2 separate regions of the Homo sapiens genome follow, and region 2 is linked to region 1. Evidence: chromatin loops called from intact Hi-C (ENCODE). Cell type or tissue: OCI-LY7. All regions are shown on one strand. Links, peaks and the distances in the headings refer to the core of each region. The heading gives the core; the rest is flanking DNA. Region 1 overlaps PROB1 (proline rich basic protein 1). Region 2 overlaps LOC105379193 (a long non-coding RNA gene).

Region 1 (5,534 bases), core at 56-2,555:
CTACTCGGAGGGTGAGTAGCCCATTGTTCCCTGAAGCCTCCTCCGAGTGGGAAAATCAAAATCCTGCCGTCGAGGAAACTGTCAGCAGGAGAAGCCCTTCCCCTCCGATCCTTTCCCAGTGGAATCAGTGTGTTGCTGGGGAAAGGAGCCCGTCCCTCGAAGCCCCTTCCCTGTGGGAGATTCCACATTCGGCAGTCGCGGATGCGGTGGAGCCACGTAGCAGCCCGTCCCCGCCGGCCTTCTTCCCGTGGGAGGCTCCAGATCGTCCTATTGGAACTTGGGGCCCATCTCCCCAAGAGACATGGGATCCCATGGGGCCGGGCTCATCGATAGCATTTACTCAGGAAGCTCAGAATGGGTTAACTCAGGAGGAGTTGGCACCGCCTACACCGTCCGCACCCGGCACTCCAGAACCAACAGAGATGCAGAGTCCATCCACGCGGGAAATTTCAGATCTTGCCTTTGGAGGGAGTCAGCAGTCCCCAGAGGTAGCAGCACCCGAGCCGCCCGGCAGCCACCCTGTGGGCACCCTGGACGCGGATAAGTGCCCGGAAGTCTTGGGTCCTGGAGAGGCGGCCTCGGGACGCCCGCGCATGGCCATTCCGCGGCCTCGAGACGTGCGCAAGTTGGTGAAGACCACGTACGCGCCAGGCTTCCCGGCAGGAGCACAAGGCTCTGGGCTGCCTGCGCCTCCTGCCGACCCCTGCGGGGAGGAGGGCGGCGAATCCAAGACGCAAGAGCCGCCAGCACTGGGGCCCCCCGCCCCGGCTCACTACACTTCCGTTTTCATCAAGGATTTTCTACCGGTGGTGCCGCACCCCTACGAGCCTCCTGAACCGTCCTTCGACACGGTCGCCCGGGACGCCTCACAGCCCAACGGGGTCCTGCGGCGGAGGGCAGAGAACAGCACGGCGAAGCCCTTCAAGCGCACAGAGATCCGCCTGCCTGGGGCCCTGGCCTTGGGTCGCCGGCCCGAGGTAACCTCGCGAGTGCGAGCGCGCGGCCCTGGAGGAGAGAACAGGGATGTAGAGGCCCAGCGCCTGGTCCCCGACGGCGACGGTCGGACCAGCCCTCTAGGCGGCGCCCGCAGCTCATCCCAGCGCTCCCCCGTAGGGCCAGCAGGGGTCCGATCGCCCCGCCCCGGCTCCCCTCAGATGCAAGCCAGCCCGAGCCCTGGGATAGCACCCAAACCGAAGACACCACCTACGGCCCCCGAGCCCGCGGCTGCCGTCCAGGCGCCACTCCCGCGGGAGCCCCTGGCGTTGGCGGGCAGGACGGCCCCAGCCCAGCCCCGCGCTGCCTCGGCGCCTCCCACGGACCGGTCCCCGCAAAGCCCCTCCCAGGGAGCGCGCAGGCAGCCCGGGGCCGCGCCCCTGGGGAAGGTCTTGGTGGACCCCGAGAGCGGCCGCTACTACTTTGTGGAGGCGCCGCGGCAGCCTCGGCTGCGGGTGCTCTTCGACCCTGAGAGTGGGCAGTACGTGGAGGTGTTGCTGCCGCCCTCGTCTCCCGGGCCGCCCCACCGCGTCTACACCCCTCTGGCCCTGGGGCTCGGCCTCTACCCGCCCGCCTATGGGCCTATACCCAGCCTCTCTCTGCCACCGTCCCCGGGCCCGCAGGCCCTCGGCAGCCCCCAGCTACCCTGGGTCTCTGAGGCAGGGCCCCTGGACGGGACCTACTACCTGCCGGTGAGCGGGACCCCCAACCCCGCACCTCCTCTGCTCCTCTGTGCGCCGCCCTCCAGCTCAGGTCCCACCCAGCCCGGCAAGGGTTCATTGTTCCCGCTGTGAGGCCCCGGGCCGATCCCCATGGAGTTGGAGCCCTTGGATGCCTGGGAGGTTCTGGCATCCAAGCCCCTACCCTCCTCTCCTTCCGTCGCCTCTGTCTTTAACCCATCCCAGTCAGTCGTCGGACAGGAAGTGATCTTCAGAGAATGAATCTGAGCCCCGAGGCTGGTGGAGCTGGAGTCACCCAGGAAGTGGCTGCCTACTTCCTCCCCCAACAAAATTATGTATCCCTTTCCCAGGCATTCCCAGGGCGTGGTGTGGTGTGGTGTGTGGGTGTGTGTATATGTGTATATGCGGGCAAGCAAATAGGGAAAGTGAGGCATCCCTGGGCTTGTCCCCAGGAGCCGATCAGAGGAGGTGCTGTGGCTGCCGTGGGGCAGCAGGAACGGGAGCAGCAGGAGACAGGGCGGGGAACTGTCTGCCCTCCCTGATGGTGGGCCCAGCTGAGGTGAGGCTGGCCAGTGCCCCTGGTGAGGTGGCAGGAAGGACTCTGGCTGTCGAGTCTGCTCTTAGGAAGAGGAGCTGAGCTTTGGCCCTGGAGGTTACTGGGGGGAAAGTGGCCAGTACAGCCCAGGCCAGGCTGGCTCCGAGAAAGAGCTAAGGCGGGGGACAGCAGGTGGAGGCAAAGCAAGGAATACAGGGAGGGCCTGGGTTGGGGGTTAGCCTGGAACTTGGGGTGGGAAGATGGGGAGCCTGGCCCTCAGAGCTGAGCTGACTCATTTTTGGGCCAGGGGTGGGGCTTCAGTCCCCCACCCCCTACATCGGGAGTAGGTGAAATGGTCATCAGGAAGCTCTGAGAAGAGGGAGGGTTGGGCTCTTGTCCCACAGGAGCCTCTTGACCCCTCTGTGTGGCCAGAAGGTGGGTTAGGGCCAGCAGTAGAAGCGATACCCCTGGTGGAGTATCCAGAGGGATCTGAAGCTCTTGGCAGGTTCCACTCCCCAGTAACAGATGTGGCAACAATGGCCAGAGAGGGGCTGGCCCTACAGACCAGTCACAGCAAGGGACAGGGCCCAGAGCCTGCACTTCAGTTGCCCTGAGATTCCAGGAGCCTCTGAGGGAGATGAGGGGGGTCTGCATGAGGTGGGAGGTGGTGTGCGTGGGGGTCTGTATATAGTTCTGAACCGGAAATGGCTGGCCCTTGCCAGCCTGGTGTGTGATGTGATGAGTTTGGGAAGGACAGTTTCCATGAGAAGCAGTGGCAGGGATGGGGATGGATGCCTTCGTTGTTCCAGGCCTGTCAGGGGGCCCAGGTCCCTAGCAGTCCCTGCCCTCTGCCCTGGACTGGAAGCTGACTAGGAGAGCTACGAATCAGAACAACTGGCCATTTTCTAGCTGGAGATGCCAGCTCCGATGGCATGGAGGGCCCTGGGGCCACCCCAGGTGTCTTTACCTCATCCTGGTGTGTAATAAATCACTGACCATGGAGCCATCATGGCTGAAATAACTGGTGTGAGGTGCCTGATTTCCTGCCACAGCCTCTCAACACCCTCCACAGTGCCCTTCCACGCCTGGGTATGGCCTGGGTGGAGGGGACCTCAGGGCTAGGGAAGGAGACCATGTGTGTCTTGGAAACACTGTAGCATCCCTGTCTCCCTGAACTTGCCTCCCAGGAGGCTGGCAGCCACACCTCATTCCTTCTGGTGGTTGAGTGGCCAGGGAGCCTTGGGGTCAATCAGGCTTGGGTTTCTCAGCATGGCCCCTCTAGCTATGTGGCCTTGGATTTGTCACCTCTCTCTGAGCCTTTGTGTCGGAAGAGGCAGAATAAACATGACAGTCTCATTTCTCAGAAAGGTCAATGAAACAAAAAAAGATGACGGCAGCCAACCAACTCTTCCCACAAGGCACTCAGCACAGTGCCTGCCACTTGGCCAGATCACAGGATGTGGGCAGTATCGGCCCCTATGTGTTCCTGCCTAGGCCCAGCCCCTCTCCTTGCCTCAGTGCTCCCTATCTGTGAAATGGAGCTGAGATGGCTGGAGCCAGGGTCCAGCTAGAGGACAATGCCCACGTGGCATCTTCGGGGCCCTGGAGGAGGGAGTGGGAGGAGGATGGGAGGGGTGAGGTGTCAGTTCCCCATTGGTCTAGGCCAGGTGTTCTGTGGCGGTCCCCACACCACACAAGCACACACACATCTGCACCTCAACCACAGACTACACTTGCTGAACTGGCTCCTGGGGCCATGAGGCTGTCACTGCCACTGCTGCTGCTGCTGCTGGGAGCCTGGGCCATCCCAGGGGGCCTCGGGGACAGGGCGCCACTCACAGCCACAGCCCCACAACTGGATGATGAGGAGATGTACTCAGCCCACATGCCCGCTCACCTGCGCTGTGATGCCTGCAGAGCTGTGGCTTACCAGGTGAGTCCTTCACCACTGTCACCCTGCCCTGCTCACACCCCTTCTCAAGCCAGACCCCTCCACCCACCTCACATTCCACCACCGGCCTTTGATCCCCAATCCCTACCACTGGGCATCAAGCCACAGATGCAGCCTTTCATATATTCCATGCCTCAGTTTACCCATCTGCCTGCCTAACAGCAGACAATCTGGGAGACCTCCTCAGTATTTTGAGACCCCAGGGAATCACTCACTTGTCCTTAGACTTCTCCCTTTCCAGGCCCATCCTTGAGTCCGGACTCCCTCCCCAACCCTGACGGGGCGGCTTTGGCTATGTGTACATGGTGCAAGTGCACACGTGTGAGCGCCTGCACGTGAGTATGCGTGTGTCTGGCTTCACACACACACCTGCTGAGCATGCCTGCGTGCCAGTGTCTCTGTGAGGTGGGGGCCTGGGAGTACTTGTGTGATTGAATATTGGGCTCCAGTTTTTCTTACCTTGCTCTTGTGGTTTAAAATGGCACGTGCCGGCCGGGCGCGGTGGCTCACGCCTGTAATCCCAGCACTTTGGGAGGCTGAGCGGGGCCGATCGCCTGAACTCAGGAGTTCGAGACCAGCCTGGCCAACATGGTGAAACCCCGTCACTACTGAAAATACAAAATTTTAGCCGGGTGTGGTGGCACATACCTGTAGTCCCAGCTACCTGGGAGGCTGAGGGAGAAGAATCACTTGAACCTGGGAGGTGGAGGCTGCAGTGAGCTGAGATCGTACCACTGCACTCCAGCCTGGGCGACGAACGGCGTGAGACTCTCTCTAAATAAATAAATAAATAAAAATAAAATGACACTTGCCACTGGGCAGGTGTGCCCTGGACGAGGGACCCCAGTGCCCAGGCCTCACCTACCACTTCAGCATTTCTTTCCCATCCCCCATCCCCATCCCAGAGAGCTTTGGGGGCTGGGGGAGGGGCCATGCAACAGCCTCACAGGTGCTTCCTGCTCAAACGGCTCTCTTGCCACTTTATTTTCCCCAGAGACTCTGCTCCTATCCTCCCCACCTCCCCCTAACTGAGCAGCAGTCCTGAGGCCCTGCCTCCCAGTCCCTCCTTGTTCCAGATGTGGCAAAATCTGGCAAAGGCAGAGACCAAACTTCATACCTCAAACTCTGGGGGGCGGCGGGAGCTGAGCGAGTTGGTCTACACGGATGTCCTGGACCGGAGCTGCTCCCGGAACTGGCAGGAGTGAGTTGCCAATCCTGCCCCCCACCTCCCTCCTCCAAGGGCAGGCCTGGTGGGTGGAGATTCCCACTCAGCCGCTCACACAACACACACACTCCTCTAGGACTCTGGTCCAAGGGAGGGGCTGGCTGGGATGAAGTCTGGGCTCTGGAGCTGAGAGCAAGTGGGAGAGCAGAG
Region 2 (8,436 bases), core at 3,966-6,465, 810 kb after region 1:
GACAATTCAATACCTGGTTGTGTCTAATGGCTTCCTGCATATACCCCTAAAGTGAAGAAGATCACATGTTGATTTGAATTCTGAAAAGCAGCTTGTTCTCAGAGATATTTTAGAAATGCAGCCTCTCTCTCCCTATACCCTGAAAAAATAAAAAATAAATAAAAACTTGGAAGAACAGAGCATTCAGTGGAATAAACTTATGTAGCTTATGGAATAAGATTATATAGCTAGCCATTAAAAATGACAAGTATATGGGACCAGGTTGACATGCAGAAATCTTTAGACAATAGTAAACAAAATAAGCAGAACACAAAATGATAGAAAAAAATGATGTTTCAGTCCTAGAGATTTTCAATGGTATAAAGCTAAATGAAAAACAATAAAACCCTAAATAATCTATTTTCAAATTTCCCTACCAATAAGGAAATAGATATATACACATGGCTGCTGACTGCCCTGAATCTGAGAAGCACCCCACGCCTCCCTCCTCTGCAGAGCTCTCCAAAGAACATTCTACTCTCTCTGGCCTTTGAGTACTCTCAAAGAACACCAGCACTCAGATACCTAGGTCCACCGAAGAAAGCTGAAAATGTAAATGTCTTTACGTAGCAGGAGGAAAAGTACTCGAAAAAAAGAAGGTAGGAAACCCCCTTCCGTATTTGATAACTAAATAAACCTTTTAGGGAGATTGCTCTTTGCTATTTACTTAGTAACTTGATTTCTGAAATGTGTCTGGGATTCTCCCAGTTCTGACTTTGAGCTCTAGTGCCAGTGTGGTCACTCTAACTCGTGAAAATGATACTCCACTCACAAAATGGTGTCCTAGAACAAGAGGACAATATCAATGAACCACAGATTACACACCAGAAAAAGTGAAACGTCTTTGGCAACTGGGACTATACTCGAGAGCAGATAGATGCACAGACAGACCCCAGGGAAGAATTGTATTTGGGTTCAGGGACTCAGTTACCACTCCTCCTTAAGCGGCCTGTTGACACTTTACCACTCAAACACAGATGCTGTTCTCCAGGGCTCTGGGTGCTGATGTTCTGTTGGCTGCCTTTAATCCTGAAAGTGACTTCCCCAGTTCAGGCCAGGGATTCATGCTGTAATGGAATGAGAGAGAAGTGGGCCAGTACCATACACATGTACACCAATGCACACACCCAACACAACCTAGGACAGAGCAGACTTCCTTTGGGAAGCCATGCAAAGTTGCAGAGCACAGGCAGGATGGCCTCATTCACGGCTTCTACCCATTGGCACGCTTAGAAACAGTTTATTCTGGCAGGGTGCAGTGGCTCATGCCTGTAATCCCAGCACTTTGGGAGGCCAAGACGGGTGAATCACCTGAGCTCAGGAGTTAGAGACCAGACTGGCCAACATGGTGAAACCCCGTCTCTACTAAAAACACAAAAATTAGCTGGGCATGGTGACGCATGCCTGTAGTCCCAGCTACTTGGGAGGCTGAGGCACAAGAATTGTTTGAGCCTGGAAGGTGGAGGATGCAGTGAGTCTTGGTCGTGCCACTGTACTCCAGCCTGGGCAACAGAGCAAGACTTTGTCTCAAAAAAAAAAAAAAAAAGAAAAGAAACAGTTCATTTTTTTATGGAAGAGAGGTGTTCATGAGACCCTTATGCAAGCAGATCCCCTTTTCCCTTGAAGAACTCGTCAAAGCGATCCTTCCAGGTAAACTGGCTTGCTTCAGGTCATGGCACACACACACACAAGCCCTCTCACCCAACCCCTCAACCACTAGTTGAATAAAACAAGCAATTGGCACTTAAACTAAAGGCTGGGCCTGTAAGGTAAACCAGTGACCCATGTGACACCTTGGCACTTTTCTGGGCCTTTACTCTGCCCGACAAGGCTTTCCATATGGGATGATGTAATCAAGCCACACAGAGGAAGGCAGCAAGGGTGGTACAAGCAGCCCCAGGGATACTTTGGGGTACAGGAAAGAAGTATTTAAATCTATTTCTATTTTATCTCTTTCATTTTTGTTTTCTATTTTTATGTATTTGTAATAATAGTACTATATACACATATGTAGTTTATAAATACATGAACATACACATAATGGGAGGATGTGCGCCAATATTTTTCTAATAGGGACATGTAATGAAAAAATTTGGAGACAAGAAGACACCACAGAGTTTGGGCTATTTCTAAAAAGACGTGGTCCTTAATCTCCACCCCACCGACAGAATCCCCCTCTATTAAACATGCAGATTCCACGACCCATCTCAGACCTGAATGTCCAGAGGTGGGATACCAGTGCTCTGCATGCTTAAAGAACCACCTAGTAATTCTGACTGCTACTGAAGTTTGGGTACCATTGCAGCACAAGAATTAGAGAAGCTAACATAAAAAGGCTGAGCTAGAAAAAGGCAGAGTCAGTGCAGATGAGAACACCAGAAATCCATTTCTAAGAAGAAAACAGGTAACTGGCCGCTACAGCTCCTGATGGAGCCTGACTAAGAAGTCCCTGTTCTTCCAGCATTCTGGCTGTATGGGTATTGAGACAATGGCTTTACTTTCCCAACTAGTCTTCCATTAAACTCTCATCTCCTAAGGAAACCTGGGTATTTCCTCTCTTGACAGTTGAGGAACAGGAATGGGGAAACTGAGAAACTGTCTTGGTCAGCTCAGGCTGCTACAACAAAATATTGTAGACTGGATGGCTTAAACAATAGACAGTTCTTCCTTACACTTCCCGAGGCTGAAAGTCTGAGATGAGGGTGCCAGCATGGTGGGTTCTGGTGTGGGCTCTCTTCATGGGGAAGGGGAGATCATCTTTCCTGTTTCCTCTTGTAAAGGCACTAATTCCGGCTGGGCGCAGTGGCTCACGCCTGTAATCCCAGCACTTTGGGAGGCTGAGGCGGGTGGATCACGAGGTCAGGAGATAGAGACCATCCTGGCTAACATGGTGAAACCCCGTCTCTACTAAAAATACAAAAAATTAGCCGGGCGTGGTGGCAGGCACCTGTAGTCCCAGTTACTCGGGAGGCTGAGGCAGGAAAATGGCATGAACCCGGGAGGCGGAGCTTGCAGTGAGCTGCGATCGCCACTGCACTCCAGCCTGGGTGACAGAGTGAGACTCTGACTCAATAAATAAATAAATAAATAAATAAATAAAGGCACTAATTCCATCATGAGGGCCCATCTTCATGATTTAATCACCTCCCAAAGGCCCATTTCCAAATATAATCATATTGGGAATTAGGGATTCAACACATAAATTTTGGGGGACACACACATTCAGTCTATAGCAGAAACCAACAGCTCCTCGCATAGAGAGAGCATATAATCTAAGCGAACTGAAAAGGCAACTGACGTAATTTCACTAATCATGTGCCTGAAAGGGTGAGGACAGGATAGGAGGAAGAGGGTGATGAGCCAGAATTGTCTGTAAGCATTTGAAAAAGGTCCTGGACTGACTAAACATTTAACCTGAAGTCATGTGGGTTATTTCTAAAAAGCATAGCAAGTTAAAAAAGGAGGCTGTAGAGCAGAAGCTGGAACAGTCTGTGTGACCTTGGGCAATTCACTGATTCTCTCTGTTCTTTATCTAAGGTTCTTTCCAGGTTTCTAGAACCCAAGTTCAGGCTTAACGGCTAGTTCAGGGTTCCTTTCACACTATATCATGCTGGTCAAGAATAAATTACAAACTTGGCCCTCTAAACTAAAAAATCCAGAAAAGGCTCCTACATCTTTAAGAATTAAATATTAAATAGATCTTCATGAGGAGCAAATCTCTTGTTTTGTCAGCCCTCCCCACTCCCAGTAGGAACTTCTTGCACAAGGCCTTGGCCTATCCAATAGCCAACTATTTTCCAAACCTGATTGAAAATCCAGAGTGAGCATAACTGACTGCTTTCTACCTTGAGCAATGAGACTACATTGTCACTGGAATGTAAATGTCCTATCTAATCAAAGTGACATCTTATTTTGATTTATTGCTGCCTTACTTTTCTTTTAGGGTCATCCTGTATTTCTCTTTTCTCCTAACAGAAAGAGGGCAGGTTGGTGGGTTACTAGGCATTCACCATAGAATGAAACTTGCTAATTGTCACCACTTCTGGGGCCAGGGACATCACCTGCCATAATTCTTCCTACACTTTGCTGGGGCAAGCTCTGTTGAACCAGACTTGAGTGGAGCGACACTGTGTAATGCACTCCAATAGAGTATAGCTAATGCCAAAAGAGAAAAGTGGGAACTGTCTCCTGAAATCTGCCAAAGGTACATGAAAAATTCCAAGGAGAACAAAGGTGACAAATCCCTGCAGTATGCCACATTTTTATTTCCTGAAGATGGAAAGTGCCACAGCATGCTATTCATCTCTGGGGAAACTGAATAAAATGTCTTCTGAGTCACCAGTTTAAAGAGACTTTACTTTAAAAATATAAACTTGATCCTATGAGTTATAATACAGATTGAACTTTATAGTTGTCCTGGAACCTAAATAATTCTAAAAAAGGTTAAAGTATTTCTAACTTTTTAATTCTGCTGCCTAAAATAACTGCTATTAATAATGTATTAGGCCAGTATTATAAAACGCACCTTCTGGATATGTGAAAGTAGAGGTAAAAGATAAGACCTAGCTTGGTTATTAGACAGCAGAGCCTAGTGTTTAGTAGTGCAGGTTCTGGAGTTAAGAGAGTTTGGCTTCAAATTCTAGTTTCACCATTCAATTGCTATGTAACCACTCTAGGCCTCAGTTTCCACATCTGCAAAATGGTAATACCAATAATATTTACTTGAGACTATTGTTGTGAACATGTCAGTAAATAATGTATATAAAGCATTTGTAAGGCACTTAAAATGAACGCTCAACAACTATTGGTGATTACTATTCTAATGACAATTCCTATTAATGAATGAGTTATTTAAATACTTAAAAGTTGAAACTAGTTACCTGTCTTCAAATATGCTAAAGTAACAATCATGCCAGTTAGAATATTATTAAAAATATAGGCCAGGCATTGTAGCTCACGCCTGTAATCTCAGCACTCTGGGAGGCTGAGCCAGGAGGACTGCTTGAGGCCAGAAGTTTGAGACCAGCCTAGGCAACACAGCAAGACCCTATCTCTATAAAAGAAAAAATAATTATACATATATAATTATTTCCTGAATAATATATATGTATGGCATACACAGGTATTGGACAGCCGCCTGCTCTGTTTGGTAAACATTTATCTGCATGCAGATTATGCATTAGCTCCTTCCATTTCCCAATTTTGCACTGAGATGACAACAGAAATGAAATACAGCACTGTGCTGTAGAAGAATTATACCATTTAGCTACGGATCTGTCCATTCTTGCTCATCTGAACCTTTATGTTTTTAGATTCAGGTTCATTTCCTTGAGCCTTCAGGCTGTAGCCCATGTTAATTTGCAAAGCAGTCCAGTAGCCTGTCCTTCACGCTGAAGATATGATAAAGCTTGTGCTTTGAATATCTAGCGCTACCACATCCCCCTTGTGGTCGTGGAGAGTATTTGCAAGGCGCCTGAGAAACCACCAGAAACAGCAAACACACTGGATGTACCCATAGGATCGTAGTTTCCTACACCCTTAGATAACAACATTTGATTCCAGGATTCTTTTTTTTTTTTTTTTTTAGACGGAGTCTTGCTCTGTCGCCCAGGCTGGAGTGCAGTGGCTGGATTTCGGCTCACTGCAAGCTCCGCCTCCCGGGTTCACGCCATTCTCCTGCCTCAGCCTCCCGAGTAGCTGGGACTACATGTGCCCGCCACCGCGCAAGGCTAATTTTTTGTATTTTTAGTAGAGACGGGGTTTCACCGTGGTCTCGATCTCCTGACCTCGTGATCCACCCGCCTCGGCCTCCCAAAGTGCTGAGATTACAGGCGTAAGCCACCGCGCCCGGCCTAATTCCAGGATTCTTTTGATTAACACTTCGTGGCTTTTTAACGTATAGAGCAAGAAAAAGGAAAGCGAACTCTCGGCCGGCGCGGTGGCTCACGCCCATAATCCCAGTATTTTGGGAGGCCGAGGAAGGCGGATCTCTTGAGGTCAGGAGTTCGAGACCAGCCTGGCCAATATGGTGAAACCCCATCTGTACTAAAAATACAAAAAAAAAAAAAAAAAAAGAAGAAGAAAAGAAAAACTCTTAGGAGAACCAGTTAATACAACAGAGAAGTGAGAAGTATGCAGTTTCTCCAATTATTTCCACCTGCCCTTCTCCGCCCCGTCATGTACAACGTAAGAACATAATGTTTTTTATTGCATTTCAATGTTCAATATTATTTGTCACTCCTCTGTCTTCTTTGCATCGGTATATTGTTTTAGAATCTAAATCTCTACAAACAGGAATCATGAGCCTGTTTGGATAGCCTTTAAGAAAGCCTGCCTTCTCATTTTTCTTCCTTTCTCTCTCTTTTTTTTTTGGGGGGGGGGGGGGGCGGAGTCTGGCTCTGTCACCTGGAGTGCAGTGGTGCAATCTCCACTCACTGCAACCTCCGCCTCCTGGGTTCAGGCAATTCTCCTGCCTCAGCCTCCCGAGTAGCTGGGGTTACAGGTGCCCACTACCACGCCTGGTTAATTTTCGTATTTTTAGTAGAGACGAGGATTTCACCATGTTAGCCAGGCTGGTCTCGGACTCCTGACATCAGGTGATCCACCCGCCTCAGCATCCCAAAGTGCTGGGATTACAGGCGTGAGCCACCACGCCCGGCCGCATCTTTCTTTTCTCTCTTTCTCTTTCCTTCCTTTCCTTATTTCCTTTTCTCCTTCCTTCTTTCCCTCCTTCCCTCCCTCCTTCCTTCCTTTCTCCTTTCTTTCTGTTTTTTTGTTTTTTGTTTTTTTTAATGTCTCGCTGTGTCACCCAGACTGGAGTGAAATGGCACAATCATAATCACGACTCACTGCAGCCTCGACCTCTCTTGGCTCAGGTGATTCTTCCACCTCAGCCTCCCGAGTAGCTGGTAGCTGGGACTACAGGTGCACCACCATGCCCGGCTAATTTTTTGTAGAAATGGGGTTTTGCCATGTTGCCCAGGCTGTTCTCAAATTCCTGAACTCAAGTGATCCTCCCACTCCAGCCTCCCAAGTAGGTGGGACTACAGGTGCTTGCTACCATGCCCAGCCAATTTAAAAAAAAAAAAAAAAAAAATTGGCCGGCCGCAGTGGCTCACGCCTGTAATTCCAGCATTTGGGATGCCGAGGCGGGCGGATCCCTTGAGTTCAGGAGTTGGAGACCAGCCTGGGCAACAAGGCGAAACCCCGTCTCTACGAAAAATACAAAAATTAGCCAGGCGTAGTGCCGCATGTCTGTAATCCCAGCTACTCGGGGGAGGGGGGCGCTGAGGCGGCACTGGAATCATCTGAGCCCAGAGAGGTGGAGGCTGCAGTAAGCTGAGACTGCACCACTACACTGCAGCCTGGGCGACAGAGGCTAAAGATGGAGTCTCACTCTGTCGCTCAGGCTGATCTCGAACTCCTGGGTTCAAGTGATCCTCCCACCTCGGCCTCCCAAAGTGCTGGGATTACAGGCGTGAGCCACCGCCTGGCCACCCCTGCCTTCTGAGAGAACTAAAAACAAGAGAAATGAAGTGTTAAGTAACTAGTGAGGATAATATAGTAATAGCTGACAGTTAAGAGTGTGTGGGAGGCTTTTTAAAAACTTTTAGAATCTATATAATCTATAACCCATGTTACGTTAGACTTTTGTTTATTTTCTTACTCCCACTGCCATCCTCCTCAGAATGTAAACTCTTCAGTTAGCTTCTTTCCCTCCCCAACTTTCCCCAACATTTCCTTCACAGTTCCTCACCCAGGGGTGACTACTTAATAATACAGATCTTCCTGAAGAGATAGGGGGTCTGAAACATTTCTCTTTTTTTGAAAGCGGGCTTCCAGGACAAATTGCTTCATCTCCAAAATCAAGTTCAATCTGTCATCAGCCATTCGTTCGTGTTTTGCTTTCGCTGTATTCCTACCACCTGGGAGAGTGACTGACACACGGTAGGCATGCCAAAACATATCTGTTGAATCAATTAATTCCTCTTCTTAAAAATCTAAAACTGGGTTGGGCGCGGTGGCTCACGCCTGTAATCCCAGCACTTTGGGAGGCCGAGGCAGGCAGATCACGAGGTCAGGAGATCGAGACCATCCTGGCCAACATGGTGAAACCCGGTGTCTACCAAAAATATAAAAATTAGCTGGGCGTGGTGGCGCGCGCCTGTAATCCCATCTACTTGGGAGGCTGAGGCAGGAGAATAGCTTGAACCAGGGAGTCAGAGGTTGCAGTGAGCCGAGATGGCGCCACTGCACTCAAGCCTGGCGACAAAGACTGCCTCAAAAAAAAAAACAAAAACCTAAAAACTGGTCACAGGGTAGTGAAGTAGTTGACATCCTGCCACCAGCACAAGGTTTAAAAAGGGCCAGAGGAGTCTCAAGTCAGGCCCAGCACAG

What was found. A loop is a pair of places that touch in the nucleus more often than their neighbours do. Peaks named below come from ENCODE experiments on the same cell type or tissue, not always from the same donor. Only the 100,000 strongest peaks of a DNase experiment are listed, where the experiment ranks them.
Region 2: it touches region 1 in a loop (5-fold over the local background); 10 of 110 quality-filtered maps call a loop at or near these places.

Annotation. Positions count from the first base shown.
Region 1 is chr5:139,388,287-139,393,820 of GRCh38, reverse strand. PROB1 (proline rich basic protein 1) reads left to right here. Exons shown (of 1, transcript NM_001161546.2): 1 at 1-3,229. The coding sequence ends at 1,787. It overlaps MZB1 (marginal zone B and B1 cell specific protein), which reads left to right and starts at 3,908. Exons shown (of 4, transcript NM_016459.4): 1 at 3,908-4,141; 2 at 5,236-5,360. The coding sequence starts at 3,965. It also overlaps a transcript of SPATA24 not described here. RefSeq lists enhancers at 122-291, 302-511, 822-871, 1,787-2,081, 3,742-4,151 and 3 more and silencers at 1,042-1,451, 2,722-2,771. In OCI-LY7, for the core only: CTCF peaks have their summits at 882 and 1,091 (motif pointing right); DNase peaks (open chromatin) are centred at 770, 1,080, 1,920 and 2,214; H3K4me3 peaks cover 2,500 bases; H3K27ac peaks cover 2,500 bases.
Region 2 is chr5:138,576,498-138,584,933 of GRCh38, reverse strand. It overlaps LOC105379193 (a long non-coding RNA gene), which reads right to left. Exons shown (of 3, transcript XR_001742900.1): 2 at 1,004-1,106; 3 at 1-139. Among named protein-coding and RNA genes, the nearest start is that of HSPA9, 5.3 kb to the right of the region's middle. RefSeq lists an enhancer at 5,391-5,440. In OCI-LY7, for the core only: a CTCF peak has its summit at 5,483 (motif pointing left); a DNase peak (open chromatin) is centred at 5,483.